Linked DNA regions of Homo sapiens: region 2 is linked to region 1. A link is a loop called in an ENCODE intact Hi-C map of the cell type or tissue named here. Cell type or tissue: testis. All regions are shown on one strand. Links, peaks and the distances in the headings refer to the core of each region. The heading gives the core; the rest is flanking DNA. Region 1 holds the start of LOC124909402 (a long non-coding RNA gene). Region 2 has its middle 210 kb from the start of ZPLD1.

What was found. A loop is a pair of places that touch in the nucleus more often than their neighbours do. Peaks named below come from ENCODE experiments on the same cell type or tissue, not always from the same donor. Only the 100,000 strongest peaks of a DNase experiment are listed, where the experiment ranks them.
Region 2: it touches region 1 in a loop (6-fold over the local background); 33 of 110 quality-filtered maps call a loop at or near these places.

Annotation. Positions count from the first base shown.
Region 1 is chr3:101,706,345-101,709,262 of GRCh38, forward strand. LOC124909402 (a long non-coding RNA gene) reads left to right here and starts at 977. Exons shown (of 2, transcript XR_007095987.1): 1 at 977-2,775; 2 at 2,858-2,918. In testis, for the core only: a CTCF peak has its summit at 1,163; no DNase peak of the experiment used is centred there.
Region 2 is chr3:102,227,893-102,230,810 of GRCh38, forward strand. No RefSeq gene overlaps it. Among named protein-coding and RNA genes, the nearest start is that of ZPLD1, 210 kb to the right of the region's middle. In testis, for the core only: a CTCF peak has its summit at 1,353 (motif pointing right); a DNase peak (open chromatin) is centred at 1,349.

The sequences.
Region 1 (2,918 bases), core at 190-2,689:
AGGTATGAGCCACTGGGCCCAGCCAGTTTTCTATATCTTGATGAGTTTTGGTTTAATAATACAGTTTGTCAAACTCAGGGGATGCTAATTTAAGATTTGAAAATTTCAGTGTATATAAATTTTACTTCAGCAGAAAGGAAACTAAATAAATATTGAACACTAGTTAATGAAATACATGCTGAAGTATTTAGGGAGAGATGTACTTGTCCACTAAAAACATCGTGGGCCCAGTGTGGTGCCTCACACTTCTAATCCCAGCAGTTTGGGAGGCTGAGGTGGGCGGATGGCTTGAGTCCAGGAGCTGGAGACCAGCCTGAGGAACATGATGAAACCTTATGTCTACAAAAAATACAAAAATTAGCCAGGTGTGGTAGTGTATACCTATAGTCCCAGCTACTTGGGAGGCTGAGGTGGGAGGATGGCTTGAGCCCAGAGGAGGAGGTTGCAGTGAGCCAAGATTGCAAGATCGTGCCACTGCACTCCAGCCTGGGTGACAGAGCCAGACCCTGTGTCAAAAAAAAAGCAAACAAACAAACAAAAAAAAACCCCATAATAGACTGATGGATGGATAGAGGGATACAAAAATTAGCTGAGTGTGGGCCGGGCGCGGTGGCTCATGCCTGTAATCCCAGCACTTTGGGAGGCCGAGGCAGGCGGATCACGAGGTCAGGAGATCGAGACCATCCTGGCTAACACAGTGACACCCCCATCTCTACTAAAAATATAAAAAATTAGCCAGGCGTGGTGGCGGGTGCCTGTAGTCCCGGCTACTCTGGAGGCTGAGGCAGGAGAATGGCGTGAACCCGGGAGATGGAGCTTGCGGAGCCGAGATTGCGCCACTGCACTCCAGCCTGGGCAACAGAGCGAGACTCCGTCTCAAAAAAAAAAAAAAAAAAAAAATTAGCTGGGTGTGATGGTGTGCTCCCTGTAGTCCTAGCTACTTAGGAGCCTGATTTGGGAGGATCACTTGAGCCCAGGAGGCAGAAGTTGCAGTGAGCCTTAATCACGCCACTGCACTCCAGCCTAGGTGATAGAGCCAGACCCTGTCTCCCCGATCGCCCCACAAAATAGAATCAAAGTGTAGGTAAATGAATGTTCATTGCACAATTATTTGAATTTTTATGTACGTTTGAAATTTTTCCTATTATTTAGGGAAAATAAAGGGAGACATCTTCTGGAAGAAATTGGTATTACTGATTGGCTCAGAAAGGCAAGCGCAAGAAAACTTTTTTTTTTTTTTTTGGTTTTTGTTGTTTTGAGACAGCGTCTCCCTCTGTTGCCCAGGCTGGAGTGCGGTGGAGAGATCACAGGACACTGCAGCCTCAAATTCTTGGGCTCAAGTGATCCTCCCACCTCAGCCTCTCAAGTAGCTGGGACTACAGGCATGTGCCTGGCTAATTATTTTTATTTTTTGTAGAGGTGAGGGTTTAGCTTTGTTGCTCAGGCTGGTTTCGAACTCCTGGCTTCAAGCGATCCTCCCACCTCAGCCTCCCAGTGTTGGGATTACAGATGTGAGCTACTGTGCCTGGCCAAAATATGGTTTAAAAATATGATTTGGTATGGAATGATTGCTTATTTTTTACATACCCCATTGGTTCTTTCTCCTGTGCCCAAGCTGAAAATCTTCCTTCTCTTCCACTAACTTCTTACTTAGATTTTACTTTCTGAATAAGAATCAGTAAACTTTTTCTGTAAATGGCCAGAGGGTAAATATTTTAGGTTCTATGGGCTAAGGGGCAAAATTGAAGATTTTATGTAGATACTTGTAGAAAAACAGGGAAAACTAATTTCCACAACATTTTCACTGATGAAATTCAAAATATAATAATATCGAGTACAAATTTTTGTAAATCAGGTATGCTAATCAGAAGAATGAAATTCTTTTTGTGGGGAGATGGAGAATAACATTTTTCTTAATTAGGTTTCAAAGTTCTTATTCCCTATCAAAATCTATTGCAAATGTTCATCTGTCAATCATGATCTGTAATGAAATTTTACAGATTTTATCTTTGAAAAATATATTTTCACACATGTAGGCACTGCCCAATATGATGTCAATCCAAGGGCATATGATTTAAATTAAGTATATTATGCTCTTGGAAAACAATTACAGAAACATATTATTCTCTTCATATCTGCCTTTTAGCATGTCAGATGAATCATTTCTAACTGATGGTTAGGTGGAAGCTCTTCAGTTGCACAGTTAAATGGATTTTGAAATATGGAAATTTCCTTTGTGTTTGCAGAGATCCGTAAAACACCACTAAAACTGTAGTTTGAGCTTGAAAAATATAACCACTGCAAACTTGTGTGAGGATAGAGAGCTTGCTTTTTGTTTTAACTTGTGACTCAAATAATGTTAGTTGTCAAAATGACTTCATCACAGTAAGTTTTGCATGTCAGTACTGTTTTGCTTTGTAATTTATGTTGACTTTATTAGGATGCATCATCAAATGATCAAAATTAGCAAACTAGCAAAAATGAATTTCAAAGTCATTCAGTCAGTGATGTAAAATAAATAAAATCCTGAGCCCTCTGCCAACTGCATGAACGTACCCTCATGGCCAAGGTGACCCCAGAAAAACCTTTAAAACAGAGTTCCTGATCATAACAGGACAGGAGGGCAGACATGCCTCATTAAACTCCCTCCCTTTTGAAGTTTAGACACAACAACCGACCAGCATTGATGTTAAAGAAGAGATATCAAGACTGACAGAAAGGACTTTTTGTGGCAAAAAGGTATCAAAAGATAAACAAGACCCAAGGCCATGCCAGGTAAGGGTTAAGTCATATACCCCTACACTTAAAGAATAAACTGTGTTCTAACTGCCCCAGGGTTTTCCTTTTTCTCTAACAGCTAAACCATCACTGGCCTACAGATAAGCAATATTAAAACAACTGTAGCTCACCATCAGACA
Region 2 (2,918 bases), core at 267-2,766, 520 kb after region 1:
TGGTAATGATGTGCAACAACTTGATGTGAAATGATTCACTGATAGTCTGGAAGCCTTACTTTGAACATCTTTCTTAGTGACACCATTAATTACAGGCTACAGTCTGGCTATCACCAAGCTGAATGTGGCCTTCAGAAGTAGTCTGCTTGGGCAGCATGGGATTCAAAATGTTTCCTTTGCATGTGTTCAGATGGACAAACACTCTGTAGTTTTCCCCAGTGATAATACCTGCCATAATGGGCTATTGCATGCATTGATGCCAGCTCCCCGAAGGCATTTCTCCATGGTGGAAACTGACATGTAGAAAAAAAGTGAAGGAAAAAAAATGGCTGACATCTATTGCTCCTTAAAATGATTTTCTCCCGAATCAAGACATGGGTATGTCCTACGCACATGGCTACATATGGTTGCCTTTACCCTACAATGGCCCTTCCTTTTTTTTTTTTTTTTCAGAGTGTTCCAGATTTGCATTAAGCTGTCACCCGGTGGCTGTGTAACTAGCTGCTTTTGTGACTGTTACAGGCAAGTGATTGAAAATACCTAGATCCTGTTCATACAAAACTAGAATTAGAGGTTCTGAAAAATATTTTTCTCTAACATTCTGTGATTCCATGTTTTAATAAATTTCTTATTGGAGAAGGTAAATTTTGCCAATGAAAAAGACCACAGTAAATTTAGAGGAGAAAAGGGCCGGATAGGCAGGTGAAATGACCTTGAGAGAAAGGAGAGGAGATAGAGCGGCAGTATCAACTACACGTAATATGCACCGGTGCGTCTGGCCTGAAAATAAGTTCCTTCGACAATATATCCTGTAGGTACTTTGCTCTGCTTCATTTTTACCTTTATCAGATGGTCATTAAGATTTCCTAAGCTCAAAATTCTTTGATTCTCCATTGCCACATCTGTGTGCCATGTTTGACCTCCGTGCAAGTTAGAACGCACAGGGCATTAGGAGCCACACGAATTTTTTTTTTTTTTTTTTTTTTACCAGGAGCTTCTATTTTCTTGTGTCAATTATTTGTGCTCTATATTATATTGTGCTGCAATGCAGCAAAAATTACTGGCAAGATCAAAATATTCTAAAGGTAGACTTTTCAATAAGAAACATTATAAATACAAAACCAATGTTACCAGTTATCGCTAAACTAACCTGTTCAGAATGTGCAATTCTAGCCCTGGGCAGAATGGATACCTCAAGATATTGGTTTGCTGCAGCTAAATGGATACTTTGCCCCATATGTTTTTCAGCCGCAAAAGCCTTAACAGACCTGCAGTTACAGACTCAGGGAAAAGCTTGTACTGTTGTTTGTGGATCGCAGGGAAGCCAGAGTTGCAGCTGACTTTCTGTCCACGAGATGGCGGTAGAGGAGCACAGAAAAAAGAAACCATCTTGGGCTGTTAATCATGTTGACTGTTGAGAAGCTAAGAGGGAAGCCGATCTGTCATTAGGTAAGACCAAGCCAAAATTTATGGATTTCATACCTTAGTGGAAAACACTGGTTTGTGGCTCATGGCTGTTTCTAAGACCTTTTGATTTTATACAAAAATTCCATTCAACTATCATCATCAAATAGCTGTCCCTATTTTTCCTTGATTTTGGCATATTTTAGCTTTTTACAGCTGGATCAACTGATGGGCTTCATTTTCCGCCCAGGTCAGCCCCAAGTGCTGAGGCAGTCCTAACAGGAGCAGAAAGGATAACAGCTGCCTCTGTGCAGGTGTGTTTGATCAGCAGCGCTTAGGCCATATATTCCAGGGGCTGGCATTTCCAGCTTCTCAGGTGGGATTCATTTCTGCCTCCTATCAAGATTCATATGGTGAGAAATTCATTAAATAGGAAAAAGATTTAGATGCTGGTTTAGGCAACCAACGACAATGATATAGGAATATTGACCAAGACTAAATTCAGGTGGTCATCCACAATTGGTAAGACATTTAAACACTAACTAGTATCCCAAATAACTCCCTCTCCCTCCCCCACACTATCATTCTGCTTCTCTTTCCTTTCTCTTCTTTACTGCCCAGCAGATCCTGAATCTGGAACCTGAAGGGGAAGTTCTTGGTACCCTTCCAGCTTTGGATTCTCTAACTCTGTTTTCTATTGAGTTTTACCTTGCCTAGGATTCTTCTATGCAGTATTCAATTGTTCGTCTCCTGCTTGGGGAGAATAGTTCTAAGAACGTGAACAGCTTACCTAAGAAACCATGGCCATGTCTTGCCCATGCCCCTCTGCCCCTAAAATGTATCTCCTAATGTGGACAATTCTCTGGGTCACATCTGAGTATTCTGTCTTTCTTCTTTTTCTACTTCTTCTTTTTTTTTTTTTTTTTTGAGGCAGGATCTCACTCTGTCACTCAGGCTGTATTGCAGTGGTGTGATCCTAGCTGATGCAATCTTGACTAAAGTGAACTAAAGTGAGCCTCTTCTCTCAGCCTCCTGAGTAGCTGGGACTACAGGTGCATGGCACCTCACCCAGCTGATTTTTACAATTTTTATAGAGACAGGGTCTCACTACGTTGCTCAGGCTGATCTCAAAGTCCTGGCCTACAGTGATCCTCCCACCTCAGCCTACCAAAGTGCTGGAATTACAGGCATGAGCCACCATGCCTGGTGCATCCCAGCTTTTTAATAAAGTGCAGCACCAAATAAATACTCCTGGGAGTGAGAAGGGAAGGAAAGGAGCCAGGCAGGGTCTGAGACAAAGCCTGAATCAGTCCAGCCTCACAAAGAGAGAATTTTGTGGTGCCTTCTATTTTATTTCAAAAATGTTTGTGAGATTTGCATTCTACTAACATGTATTTATGCTTGTTTTAATATATTAAAACGCATTTAATTGCTTTGACATTGAGTAAAATTGCTCCAGGAAAATGCAACATGTTTATCCTGTGACTTTGAGTCCTTTTGGCCGCACTGACAAT